Regions from separate parts of the Mus musculus genome. Here region 2 is linked to region 1. A link is a loop called in an ENCODE intact Hi-C map of the cell type or tissue named here. Cell type or tissue: left cerebral cortex. All regions are shown on one strand. Each heading gives the region's core, and the rest is flanking DNA. Links, peaks and the distances in the headings are about the cores only. Region 1 overlaps Abca12 (ATP-binding cassette, sub-family A (ABC1), member 12). Region 2 has its middle 50 kb from the start of Atic.

The links. Peaks named below come from ENCODE experiments on the same cell type or tissue, not always from the same donor. Only the 100,000 strongest peaks of a DNase experiment are listed, where the experiment ranks them.
Region 2: it touches region 1 in a loop (8-fold over the local background); 22 of 42 quality-filtered maps call a loop at or near these places.

What each region holds. Positions count from the first base shown.
Region 1 is chr1:71,286,098-71,292,916 of GRCm38, forward strand. It overlaps Abca12 (ATP-binding cassette, sub-family A (ABC1), member 12), which reads right to left. Exons shown (of 53, transcript NM_175210.3): 27 at 6,317-6,472; 28 at 5,235-5,421; 29 at 2,441-2,659; 30 at 362-558. Among named protein-coding and RNA genes, the nearest start is that of Gm39659, 38 kb to the right of the region's middle. In left cerebral cortex, for the core only: a CTCF peak has its summit at 3,610 (motif pointing right); a DNase peak (open chromatin) is centred at 3,606.
Region 2 is chr1:71,503,332-71,510,150 of GRCm38, forward strand. No RefSeq gene overlaps it. Among named protein-coding and RNA genes, the nearest start is that of Atic, 50 kb to the right of the region's middle. In left cerebral cortex, for the core only: a CTCF peak has its summit at 2,739 (motif pointing left); DNase peaks (open chromatin) are centred at 2,739 and 4,123.

The DNA of each region.
Region 1 (6,819 bases), core at 2,467-4,966:
TCTCTGATTAATCCACTCCAGTCTGATTACTTCTCTGCTTCACATCCTGTTAGCACTTATTTGGTGTGTTTTTGGTTTATTTTTATTTGTGTACGTTTGGTATCTCTAATTAGATTCCATGCTTCTCTAGGCAGACTCCTGTAGGCTCTCAATAAGGCTCGATAAATTTAACTCACAGTGAGTCCTGGATATGTATTAACTAATTGACCCAGAAATTTCACTGAGAAATCTTAGGAAAAAAATGATCTCACCTCAGATATTTAGAAGGTGTTATATACAGAAAAGCTTCAACTTGAATTTGGGGAGCCCTGAGGGTCGAGTTATGACTGTGCCATGGAAGAGTTAGGAAAATGATTCATACCAGTTTTGTTCTTGGATATGACATCCCATATGCTTCGGCGAGAACATGGGTCAACGCCCGTGGATGGTTCATCCAAAATCACTACCCTGGAGCCACCGATGAGAGCTATGGATATGGACAACTTCCTCTTCATTCCTCCCGACAACGTTCCAACTCTCTTATGGCGATGACTATACAGTCCAGTGTCTTTTAAAGTCCTTCAAGAAAAAAATAGTGAATGGTGCTATTGTGTTCACAATCAGTGGATACGTCTTCAGTGAGGTGCAATACAGTTCCCGAAAACATGATACGGTTTATTGTCATTTGTCATCTAATTATTGTCACAAAAATAATTACTACAACAATATGAACTAACAATTACCGAATGGCAGAGAAGCACCTGAAAAAATGTTCAACATCCTTAATCATCAGGGAAATGCAAATCAAAACAACCCTGAGATTCCACCTCACACCAGTCTGAATGGCTAAGATAAAAAATTCAGGTGACAGCAGATGCTGGCGAGGATGTGGAGAAAGGGGAACACTCCTCCATTGTTGGTGGGATTGCAAGCTTGTACAACCACTCTGGAAATCAGTCTGGCGGTTCCTCAGAAAATTGAACATAGTACTACCGGAGGATCCAGCAATACCTCTCCTGGGCATATATCCAGAAGATGTCCCAACCGGTAAGAAGGACACATGCTCCACTATGTTCATAGCAGCCTTATTTATAATAGACAGAAGCTGGAAAGAACCCAGATGCCCCTCAACAGAGGAATGGATACAGAAAATGTGGTACATCTACACAATGAAGTACTACTCAGCTATTAAAAAGAATGAATTTTTGAAATTCCTAGGCAAATGGATGGACCTGGAGGGCATCATCCTGAGTGAACTAACAATTACTAACAGCAATATGAACTAACCAGTAACCCCAGAGCTCCCTGGGACTGAACCACCCATCAAAGAAAACACATAGAGGGACTCGTGGCTCTAGCTACATATGTAGCAAAGGATGGCCTAGTCGGTCATCAATGGGAGGAGAGGCCCTTGGTCCTGTGAAGGTTCTATGGCCCAGTATAGGGGAATGCCAGGAAGCAGGAGTGGGTGGGTTGGGGAGCAGGGGGAGGGAAGAGAGGTTAGGGGATTTTCGGAGGTGAAACTAGGAAAGGGGATAACATTTGAAATGTAAATAAAGAAAATACCTAATTAAAAAAAAAGAAAAGAAAAACCACAAGAGAGTATATAGTCCACTTGTTTGACAGATAGTTAGAACATTGTACTTTTGTATCAGATTATGTCATAGAAAAGAGCAACGAATAGAAAGATATCTTTTTCATAAAGAGATTGTTTGCACATGTGTGCAGAGGGTGAAGAAATTCCTATGATAAGCATAATCTCAAGAATATTTATAATATAACAAGTGGTAATCAGCACACAATTAATAAACTAAAAAGTCAGATGAGCAATGACTGGAAAGTGTTCATTTGGCCAGGAGTGTCCAAATGGCTCTCAGGAAACATATGGTAAGTTAAGAAAAACAAACAAAAGGACTTGTGGCAGAAATCAGTTGTGAATAATCAAGTGTATGAGTAGCTTATATTCCCAGACCAGAGTAAATAGAGAATGGGAAACAATGTAGTCAGATGTGGGATGGAGGGCATGTTTTGTGTGGTCTGGTAGGCCTTGCTAATGACATTATGGGATGTCATACTAAGTGTGGCAAAAGCCACTCAAGTGGTGGCAGGAATGACATGGTCTGATTTGCCATTGACAAAGCTCACTCTGACAACTCGCTGATAAGAATCCATGACTGGGGAGAGCAGTAGCAGGAAGTCCATTTAAGAGGCTATGAGATGTCGTGCCCAGGCAGAAGTGAAAACAAAAGATCTGGGTCAACATACAAGGCACCAGGGCAGAGTTGAACAGTGCGTGTATGACTGTCTGGAGAGGATAATAATGCTAAATGTGTATGTTATCAGAGAGGTAGGAAGCAAAGCAAAATGCTTCCCATCATTATTGCTACCAGAACTTGCCCAACATGGTATATGTCCTTGGAAGAGCTTAGCCAGTTGTGTTCTTATTTCTGGACTAACTCACCTTTTAACCTCCTCATGGAGCTGTGTTTTGGTCCAGTGAGGAACTTTGATGGAGCCATACAGGAGAAGGTGTTCCTTGGTGGTTAGGTAACTGAACAAGACGTCATGTTGCATGCAGACCCCCATGTTTTTCCGAACAGTATTCAGGTCTGTCTTGATATCTTTTCCGTATACAAAAATGGTACCCGCTGTGGCACCAAACAGCCCAGTCAGCATGGAGCTGGAAATGAGGATGTGAGAAATTAGATATGGACCAATCACTCAAGCTAGACAGCAAGACTAAGCGTAACTCATATGCTGACCAAAGGAGAGGGGGTTTGCAATGCCTCTCCTCAAACGAAGTCAAGCTGTGAAAGAAAAACACATTAAGAAGAAATGAAAGAAATGGGACTGACTTTTAAGCTTTCAGTTGTTTTCGCTGTTGTGTGAATACTACATGGTGGTGGTGGTGGTGGTGGTGGTAATGGTGTTAAAGCTGAGGGGCCTTTCCAGTTGAAGGGACACTCTCTCCTTGAGAGTTACTGTGTTTCCTTGGAATCCTATTTATATACTGGCAAATCTCCAATTTATGTCTCCGGACTAGATGCTATCACTTACACCCAGATGTGTGCTGTGAATCCAACAGACAATGCTTCACCTTCATAAGACGCCTTACGAGGTCCTCAAACTAAGTATGGTCTGCCCATGGTACTAAACGCTTTTGCCTCTATCATTTGCTGATAAATTAATATACTGTTTGCACAAAACTATATTTCCTTCTCTCTCTCTCTCTCTCTCTCTCTCTCTCTCTCTCTTTCTTTCTTTCTTTCTTCCTTCCTTCCCCCTTCCCTTCCCTTCCCTTACCTTCCCTTCCCTTCTTTCTTTCTTTCTTTCTTTCTTTCTTTCTTTCTTTCTCCCCTCCTACCTTCCTTTCTTCCTTCCTCCCTCCCTCCCTCTTCCTTTGTTTCTTTCTTTCTTTCGAAAGTCTTCAAAATATTTTTTTTTCTTTTCGAAATGGAGTTCAAAAATTAAAATGCAACTTTAATGCACCAAATACATTTAAAAACAATATTGAGCCAGGCATAATGGCGTGTGCCTCTAGTCTAGCTATTTTGGAGACAAAACCGTATTTCAGAAGTCATGTTTGCATCTTTGTCTCTTGGTCGTACCATCAACATGTGCTACCACCAGGGGGCAGCAGCCATCACATCACCGCACACCTGCTTCCTGATCCTCCTACCTCTTTTGGTCTCCACAGAGCCATTCTCTGTATAATGGCCAAAATATTTTGACCTAGAAAACTCTCAACACCTTTCAAGTGATTAATCAATTGGAAGTTATTTAGAAACCATCTCCTCCCCATTAGAACATAATCCACAGAAGGTCTAGAGAAGGACCAGATTTCTCACCAGTCTCTCATAGTCCTAAATAATGAATCAAGATAGTGTGTAATTTCCTCATACCATCCATTAAAATACAAATAACACGTTTCTTCTTGATATTTAAAGGTTTATATATATAGGCCAATAAAATAGGGCATTCTCAGCTGAAGTTGTAACCTCATCAAACACCTTCGCTCTCTCTTTTCTCCCCTGGCCTCTTATTTCCTATTGAAAAATGTACTTTATAAGTGTTCCGTTCTAGAGCGCCAACCCTGGCTTTTAATGGGTTGTACAAATAAGTGGCTGCATGTTTACTCTTATCACGACCTTCATTTGTCTCTAGGTATTTAGAAAAATATATTGGTGCCAGCATTTGAGCAGTCACTGAGCCTACTCAAGATGATTAAAAACAGAATGCGGACAAAGTGAGACATGTCCTTAAGGGCTTGAGTCTAACAGCATCTTAACACTGATGGCAAATATGCACTGGCAGAACCCTGGAGGCTCCACATCAAAGCAAACATTCAAACTGTGAAATAACCTAAGAATCCTGGCATCCCAATCCTCCCTTTATCTTGACACAGGACAGTCAGTTGAGAGACAGAACAGCTCATGTGCTGCTTTGGACCTTGACTATATGATGCTGGGGGTTCTTTGTTTCTCCATGAATCAAGGCGAATGCTTCCTGTGGCAGGACAGAGGGTGCTCTGTGTTCAGGCTAGGGTGAGCAAACTCAGACTCATCCCTGGCCTGGGTAGAAATACAAATAAAGATGGACATACTAACCAATGTAGCAGTACAGATCCAAGACCAGGGATGAGCCAGAGAGCACGTGTGGTTTGAACAGAATGGTACTAGCGAACCCTACCAACAGCTCCTGTCTCGACATGCACCTCTGTGCTGCAGAGTGCGCTGTGCTCGACAGTGATTCTCAACCTGTGGGTCTCGACCCCTTTGGGGGATGCATACCAGATATCCTGCATATGTAATATTTATATTACGATTCATAACAGTACCAAGATTACAGTTATGAAGTAGCAATGAAATAATTTTATGGTGTGGGGGGAGTCACTACAACATAAAGAAATGTATAAAAAGGTCATAGCATTAGGAATATGGAGAGCCACTGATCTAAGACATGCCAAGTATACTTACTATTATCTCAAAACTATACTGAATTAAACATTTTAAGGCACATAGGCGAAGCCAGAACTAAATGCAGCAAATAAACCTCTCCCGTGCTGGCCTAAGATGGACTTAGAGCTCAGTGTGGAATCGCTGGGATAGATTTCATTTCATTCCTGGGCAAGCTGAACCATATGAACCATAGGTCATAATAGCTCTGCTTTCTTCTTTGTTTAAGTCCTTATTCTTTAAAAAGCTATTGTTCATTAATAATATCCTTCTTTGACATTTAGTTGAAAAATAACATACATTGTTGTGGTTTTGCCAGCTCCGTTTGGCCCCAACAGTGATGTAATGTGCCCTTCGTAGAAGTTCAGATTGAGGTTCTCAACAGCTGTTTTTGAGCCATAGATCTTTGTGACCCCATGAAGGGCAACTCCAACTTGGAGATCTTTAGGTTCAGGTTCAATGTTGGAGGGAAATGCACAGTCAGGACCTAGAGTGACCAAGAGAAGAGTTGTAAGCTCTTAAGGAATTAATAGAGCTGTGTTAGACTTTCCTTAAAAAACTGGAGATTATATAAATGTGATCTTTAAGTTTAAAGAGTTCAGAAGCAACTGATTTATTACATTCTCTAGCTTCCTTCTGACCTGCTTACACAATGAGCAGGACTACAAAACCACATTCTCTAGGGTTTATTGTATCAGCCTTCTCTGTTGGAACGAGCAGTTCCCGAATGCAGTATCATAATTTTAAAGTCTCTTTTTTCCCCTCCCCAGCAGATCTTAAATATTCAAAAGATAACCCAGAAGGTTTGTTCTCTGATTGGGAAGGATATTATCAATTTATGAAATAAATGTTTCCAAGTTGTGGTTTTACAGTAGCACAGTTTTCTCGGGTCTATGGCTTACAGAATGCAGATAATTTTCCTTTCAGGCATCACCACAACACCACTTGCACAGGGGGTCTTTATAGAGACAATAGCATCACCCCAGGTCACCAGCAAGGCACTCTTTTTCTCACACCAGCTGTGAGTTATGCTACATTACCCATTTTTGTTTCTTGGTTACTCCCATGACTGGCAGCAGATGGCCAGAGTAAGGGATGCGGACTGTGGGCAAGGAACAACATTTTTCTCTGCGTGAGTCTAACTGGACCACAAAGGGATGTACAGTTTTGGCTTAATTGGCAGCATATGCTAACCAACTGAGCTAATGAGCCCAGAAGAAGGCACAATTCAGTCCCTGTAAGGATGTAAACACATATGTGTAGACATACTCACCCATGACTAAAGGGACGATAATAATTTCATTTAGAAAAATGTACCTAAACCCACTAGTTATGTAATTTTAGTATAATTTCTGTTATAATAGTACATGCTATTGACCTACTTGTCTTACTGGCAGAAGGGTTGGTGTTCTGCATCATGATATTAGTAAACATTAAGCCATTGCTTTTCTCATGCTTCACCTCTGCGCATCCAAAGCGCTCTTTCCAATAGGAAGGAAGGATGGGAAAATACCATGGAGCTGCCATTCCATATGTCCCTGTAATGAGAATACATGAAAAAGAGTGATTACTAACTAAACAATGAAACCCTGAATGGTTCAGAAAATGACTTCATTTTGTGTAATACTAAATAACTTCAAAGGGTAAGTTCAGTTTACAAACTAATGCCAAAAAGATCATCTCTTTGATAAAGCCATGTCAGTGCACTACAGTTATAAATTGGCCCATTTTAAAGAGTGCAGTTGAATAATTTTTGTTCATTTACAAAAGCAAGCATCACCACCATGGTCTAGTGTTAAACTACTTCTGTATCTCCACAGCTTTCTCACAGGGTTCCTTTCCATATTCGTTGGGTCCTACCCCAAGGCCCACACCAGCACTGATA
Region 2 (6,819 bases), core at 2,588-5,087, 220 kb after region 1:
TTACTTAAAGAATGAGACTGCGTTTGATCCCTGGTTTTGAAAAACAAGTAAATGAATATGGTGGGCTACATCAAGATCTCTCTCTCTCTCTCTCTCTCTCTCTCTCTCTCCCTCTCTCTCTCTCTCGCACACATACACACACACAAAAGATGATAGATAGATAGGTAGATAGATAGATAGATAGATAGATAGATAGATAGATAGATAGATAGATAGATAAACATTTTTTGAGACAGAGTATCACTGAGTAGTCCTGGCTGAACTATGTAGATCAGGCTGTCCTCCAACTCACAGAGCTCTATCTGCCTCTGAGTGCTAGAATTAAAGGCATATCCCACCATCTTCAGCTGATAACATTTTTTAAAATGTTTTAGAAAAAATAAAGTTTCACGAGAAAACACATTAAACAAAATTAAGAAAGTTAGTTAACAATAGAGCTTCTTTTAAAGACCTCATACAATAGCAAGGGCTTGAGAGCCAGGTTCTCTCCGCCTATCTCCTGTACTTTTGCCTCTGCTCCGGCTTATCCCCTCGGTGCAGGCCACACGGAACTAGGATTTCACTTCCCCAAGCCAGGTCATGGAAACTACAACCTCTTTCCCCCAAAGCAAAGAACAAAGCCTTGAGATGTTGATGTTATGTTGTCTTTCGTAATCTGTTGTCTTTCTGACTTGGAGGTGGTCACAAAAATCCTCTTGACTGTCTTGCTGAGGTGGATAGCAAGACTGTGTCATATAAGTGGGAAGAAGGCAGGCCACACAAGAGCCCAAGAAGAAGCTGACAGACTTGGCCCGTTCCCTCCCTAACCTGCTACCTGTCAATCACATCATCTGTACCCATTTACAACCCTAAACAGTTGGCCTTGCTTTTCTGGGCTGATAAATAAAAATGGGCAGTTTGTATCATATAATTAATTATCCCCCAGGGAATCCAAGACGACACACAGCAGAGATCCCCCCCCCCCCCGCCCAGCTCATCAGAGTGTACTGTTCACAACAACCAAGTTATGGGATCCACTTGGCTGTTGTGGACGGATGTGCAAATAAAGGGCCTACATATACAGTGGAGTATTGCTCAGCCAAAGAACGCGATCTGGGCATTCACAGGAAAACGGATTGAGCCAGAGATCACCATATTCAGCAAAACAAGCCAGGCTCAGGAAGTCAGTGGCACAGATTTTCCCTCATATGTGAAGTCTAGATTTCTCTTTAAGACTTGAATGTAAAACTGAGACTGTTTGAGAACAGCAAGAGACCCAGTGAGAGGGAGAGAGCAGGAAAGATAAGCCAATGGGAATAGATATGAGCATATTATATACATGCGCAAAAAAAAATGTCAGAAACCTATTGTTTTGTGCAGTCAACATACAGGATTTTAAGCACACAGTTTACTTTGGCCCTCTGTCTTGGAAGATCAGATCAAATAAATTTACGCAAATGTCTTCTGCCTTTCTCTTGGTATGGGGTGTCTACTGTGACTCTTTATGATAGGCAAGAAGGAGTTCACAGGCTCTATAATGTCAAAAAGATAAATTTATTAAAAATTAGGAAAGGAATTAGTGAACGGGTAAGCATATCAGCTTTATAATAAGACCATTGGAAGCACCGCCCCTCGGAGGTCTGTAGTCTCCCTGGACTCTCAACATGCCCAGGGCTAGCCAAGGTAGTCAGTAGTCTATACTGTGTCACGCTGCAATTCATGGGTTTTCCAACCCATAGTTAGGAAAACTATGTTAACTTTGTATATCCAGGGGTCATTGTTGGACTTCAGGGCAGATAATCCTTTGTGAATTGTGAAGTGCTTTAGAAATATGAGTGGTTTCAATGTGGTGATGTGAATACTGTATTTCCATTGGCTTTTCGTGACTCTTAATTGGCAATTAACACATAAAAAGCCCTTGAGTAGTTCAAAGAAAATTGATTCTTCCTCCCTTAGCTGCCCACCTACAGACACGGGCAAGCAGGAGGAGGATGGAAAAGGTCCCATGAAATAGCTGCTTTCTGCAGGAGGCCCAACAGCTCAGCTCTCAGGATACAAAATGCCCACAGCGATCTCCTAACACTGATGTGGGATGCTCTCCAGTGATGATGGCAGACCACAATTACTTAAAATAATGACAGATGGATTTCAGACTTAAATGAAGATGTTGTCTTCGTCTATGTAAACTCAAGAATCAAACATCTTATTAATAAAGGTATCAACTAACTGATCAACAACAGATGTCTTAAAACTTCCATAACAAGAAAAGTAGCCAGCATCCAGCTGCAGGGTGACTCCATATAAATCTCTATCCGACTTGTTTTGCCCGTGCTTCCTGAGACTAGTAGCATTAAAGCTTGAACATGAAGGTTTTGAAACATTAGAAACTCGACACAAGCATCCATAAACAGAAATAAATATGTGAAGCTCATGCAAGCGCCCCCCCCCACCGTGTAAAAAACACATGCGTCAAAAAGAAAGGAAGGAAGGAAGGAAGGAAAGAAGGAAGGAAGGAAGGAGAGAGAGAGAGAGAGGAAAGAAAGAAAGAAAGAAAGAGAGAGAGAGAGAGAGAGAGAGAGAGAGAGAGAGAGAGAGAGAGAGAGAGAGAAAGAAAGAAAGAAAGAAAGAAAGAAAGAAAGAAAGAAAGAAAGAAAGAAAGAAAGAAAGAAAGAAAGAAAGAAAAGAAAGAAAAAGAGCTGCCTTGTGTTTTTAGTTGTGGTAGTGCCCTCTAGCGTTCAGAATGGTATCTGCAGTCTTATTAAATAGCGCAGAGCCCGATCCATGGATCATTAAACCTTCCTCCCCCCAAATGAGAAATCAGACTAGCAAGAGTATTATATCCGTGTTTTACAATGCTGCATCCAGAAAGACCATTTAGAACAAACTAAAGGGAATAAATCATGCACTGTGGTTAGAAAAGCTGGTTTAATGAAATTTCAACGTGAGGAAGAAAGACAACCACTCTGATTATAAAGCAGATCAAATACTTTTCTCTGTTAACCTTATCTTGGTGTGGGAGTATCAACTGTGACCTTTTATATGAGCAAGAGGAGTACAGCCCCTTTGTAAGCCTACAACATTAAAAAGAAATGTATTCAAAGCAAATAAAGAAGGTAGCAGGCAAGTCAGATCAAAAATGGAATTGGCGACTGGATCTTTTTCCCTGAATAAAAATGTGCACACACTGCTAACTTTAGGGGCTCATATCACACCTGAAGGCTGTGTAGCCCAAGCTAAATGTTTGTCTAGCAGTGTCCCAGCTTGTACCTGTCTGAAATTCTGATTTAAAGATAAAGATGGAGAATGATAGGGCGGTACACAAACTAACACTGGAGTTTCTACCTCGGAATAGTAAAATATGCAAATCATGGAATGAGGAACACTAAATTCACGATAGTCATTTCCTCCAAGGGGAGGGGAGGCTAAGAGATGGGGTAAAGATCAAAGACTGCCTCTCTAACACATCTATGCCATCAGTTCCTCCACAGCAGGTCAAGTGTATAAGGCTAGATAATGTATATGTACAAAGATAATTGATTCCCATTTTGTATCTTCCATTCTTGTTTATATATTTGACATTCTTTTTTAACCTTTTAAAAAATTAATAAAACACTAAATTATTCCACTTAAGTAATATCAGATAGGGTTTCATTAGCGTTGTAAAAAGTGTTACTATTATCAAACATACAAGTATAGTTTCTGAATAGAATATTTAATTCTGTATTGTACAAATTCACCAAGCAATAATTTAAATAAGTTAAAATATTAATCTTGAACAGACTATTGTTCTCTTCACAGAGTTCTTAAGAAGAAAGCTTTTATCTTTATGGTTATAATTTGATTTCACGATAGAAAAAGGGGAAATTCTTCTGAAACTAATGTTATATTAGAACAAAATTTATTATCGATCCATAGTCATTGTACTATAAAATATAATGAAAGTTTAGATAAGGTATTATTCTCTTTGGGGATCTCATATATAACAAAGTCAGCGTGAAGCCAGCTATGTCATTGCCTGAGAGCCTGAACCGAATTGCTGCTTAATTGATTCCCGCTTGTGGCTGCAGCAGCAGAGCCTCCCAGAGCATTCAGGGCTGCCTCTCAGCCCAGCCCATCACAATGCAAAGCAGCAGGGATGAAGTGGAACCCTAGGGAAATGGCGCAGCGCAGGCGCAGGCGCAATGGAAGGGAGGCTGAGCTGAAGGACCAGCTTCCAGGTCACCTGGGGGAGGTGGAGGGCAGGCCCAGACGCTCAGGGATGACCTCAGCACTGCCCGACTGTGCATTTTTTGGCTCCTGGAGTTTCTACCTCAAAGGTCAGGGCCTGCCTGGGCTCAGCTTTTCCTAAAAAAATGTTAATTTGTGAGGACCTGGTTAGCTCAGCTTTGGACCAACGAAGGACAGAACTCTCATAGTGGGAAAAAAAAAACGGGCAAGATCCTGTCATTCTCAGCCTGAAGTCTCCGGAGGAACTGGGTTCCTCAGGATTTTTTTATTTTATTATTTTTTTGACTTGTTCCATTAAAATGACTTCTTCCTAACCAGAAACTGTGCCTCCCAACACCAAGCGAGCTTTCATCTGTCTCTTGTTCCTGGTTTCCCATCCCCAGGCCACCCTGACCTCCAAAGGAAAGCCTAGTCGGGTCCCCACCTCCTCACCAGGTCTTAGTCACTTAGGCCTTTATTTATTTACTTACTTAGGGAGCTGGTATGCGAGATGGTATCAAACTCAAGGTCACCCATCTTGGCAGCAAGTGCCCTTTCCGTGCCGAGCCATGTCCTCCATCTCGGGTAGATAAGTAGATAGTTGCCTTTTTGCCACCAGAGTAAGAATATCTACGGGAAGATTATTTTCTTTGTTAGGCCATTGACAAAAAAGACACCCAAGAGGATGTCTAACCCTGTGTGTTCCAGCACACGTGTGCAGGTCTAGAAACTCCAGCTCAAATCACAGTATTCATGAGGTATGGGGTTGACCTCATGACCACTGCGTGTGGACCATGGGAAAGTTCATAAGTAAGGTTTGCCCACACCAGTGACTGACTAAGAACTTGGTGGTCATGAGTCCTGGCCTGATATCAACTCAATAATGACTGATATACACACTTAGAACAGCATAGTAATAAACACACACACACACACACACACACATATATGATGATTCAGACACACCCATTGTATAGTTCAATATTTTATGCCTTCCTAACTTCTAAGCTACCTCCCAAATCTTTCTTTTTTTTTTTTTTTTTTTTTTTTTACTTGATTGACAATGGCTCATATGTTTGGTTTCAGACTTTGGGACAAGGGATTGAGGTCCATGTCTTATACACCAAAGCAGACCTAGACGCCAGGTTCTCCCAGCATGCCTTAGTCCCTACCTGGCATACCCTGTCCCCAACCCTGAACTTTCCAGCCCAGGGGCTAGGTTGCCCCTCCCCAAGAGGTTTTTCCCTATATAGGGAAGATTATATTATATAATCTAGACATTTTGGTCTCTCACTCTGTCTTTCTTTCCTTCTCTCTTGTTCCCTTTCCCTTCTCCTCACTCTAAGGTGACTTCCCTGGCCTCCTTCCCTGGGGCCAGTGAGTTTGCCTGGGGGTTGGGGGGGCAGCTTCCCAATAAACCTGCATTTAATATATTTTAATTTGGCTTGAATTGGCTCACTTCACTGGCAGAGTAATAGCATCATGTCATGTATCCCCCAACTGGCCTCAGACTCCGATCACAGCCAAGGATGACCTTGAACTCCTGATCTTCCTCCCTCCGTGCTCAGAGTGGTACTATTTCAGGAGTACGTCGTTTCTGCTTTATTCTTGGGGCTTTGTGCATGCTAAGGTGCAAACCAAGCCATACCTCCAGCCCCAGAGTATGTTCTACTCATAGTGAATGATTTGTCCCCAAACCAACCCTGATTTAAAACTGTCACAGGCCACCATTGAGAAAAGCCAGGGCTAGAACCCAGAAGTGGTAACTGAAGCAGAAACCAAGGAGAAACATTGGTTCTCTCACATGTTCACCTTGCATTCTTAAACAACCTAGGCCCACCTGCCTAGGGCTGGTACCACCCACAGTAGGCTAGACTCTCCCATACCAATCTTTAATCAAGAAAATGCCGCCATAGACTTGCCAACAGGCCAATCTGGTATAGGTAATTGCTCAACTTAACAAAAGTTACCAACACAGGAAGCCAATGATCTTGGATTAATTGATCTATTTATTTCTGTGGGGGGCAGGGATTGATCTCAGGGCCTAGGACATGGTCTTGCCCTAAGCTGCTACCCAAGCCATGTCTTACCTCTCCTGAGATTCTCTTCTCATGGAGCAGAGCTAGAGATTTTAACAGTTCATGGGGTCTGTCTTCAAAAGTAAAGGGATACACTGTTGTTGAAAAATGATTTCCAGTTTGGAATGAGTGAAGTCACCCTGCAGACAATAATTCTCCTCTTTATCCCATTGGAACATACCAAGTGGCTGTCAAATTACTGATGGGGTTATGACTAACAACTAGTAGATAATTAGTAGCCAAGTAAGGCTACAGGGACAGTGTGACATCAAGCTTCTCTTAGTTCCTTTTCTACTGTTTGGTAAGACACAAGGACCAAGACAACTTATAGAAGAAAGAGTTCATTTAGGACGTATGGTTTCAAAGGGTCACATTCGATGACCATCATGGCAGGGAGCATGGTAGCAAGCAGGCGGGCAGGCAAGCATGGCACTGGAGCAGTAGCTGAGAGCTCACAATTTGAGATAGAACCACAAGGCAGAGAGAGAGCTAACTGGTCAGCAGTTGTAGAGCTTTTAGTTCCCAATAAAGGAATACTCCTGCCAGGAGACACAGC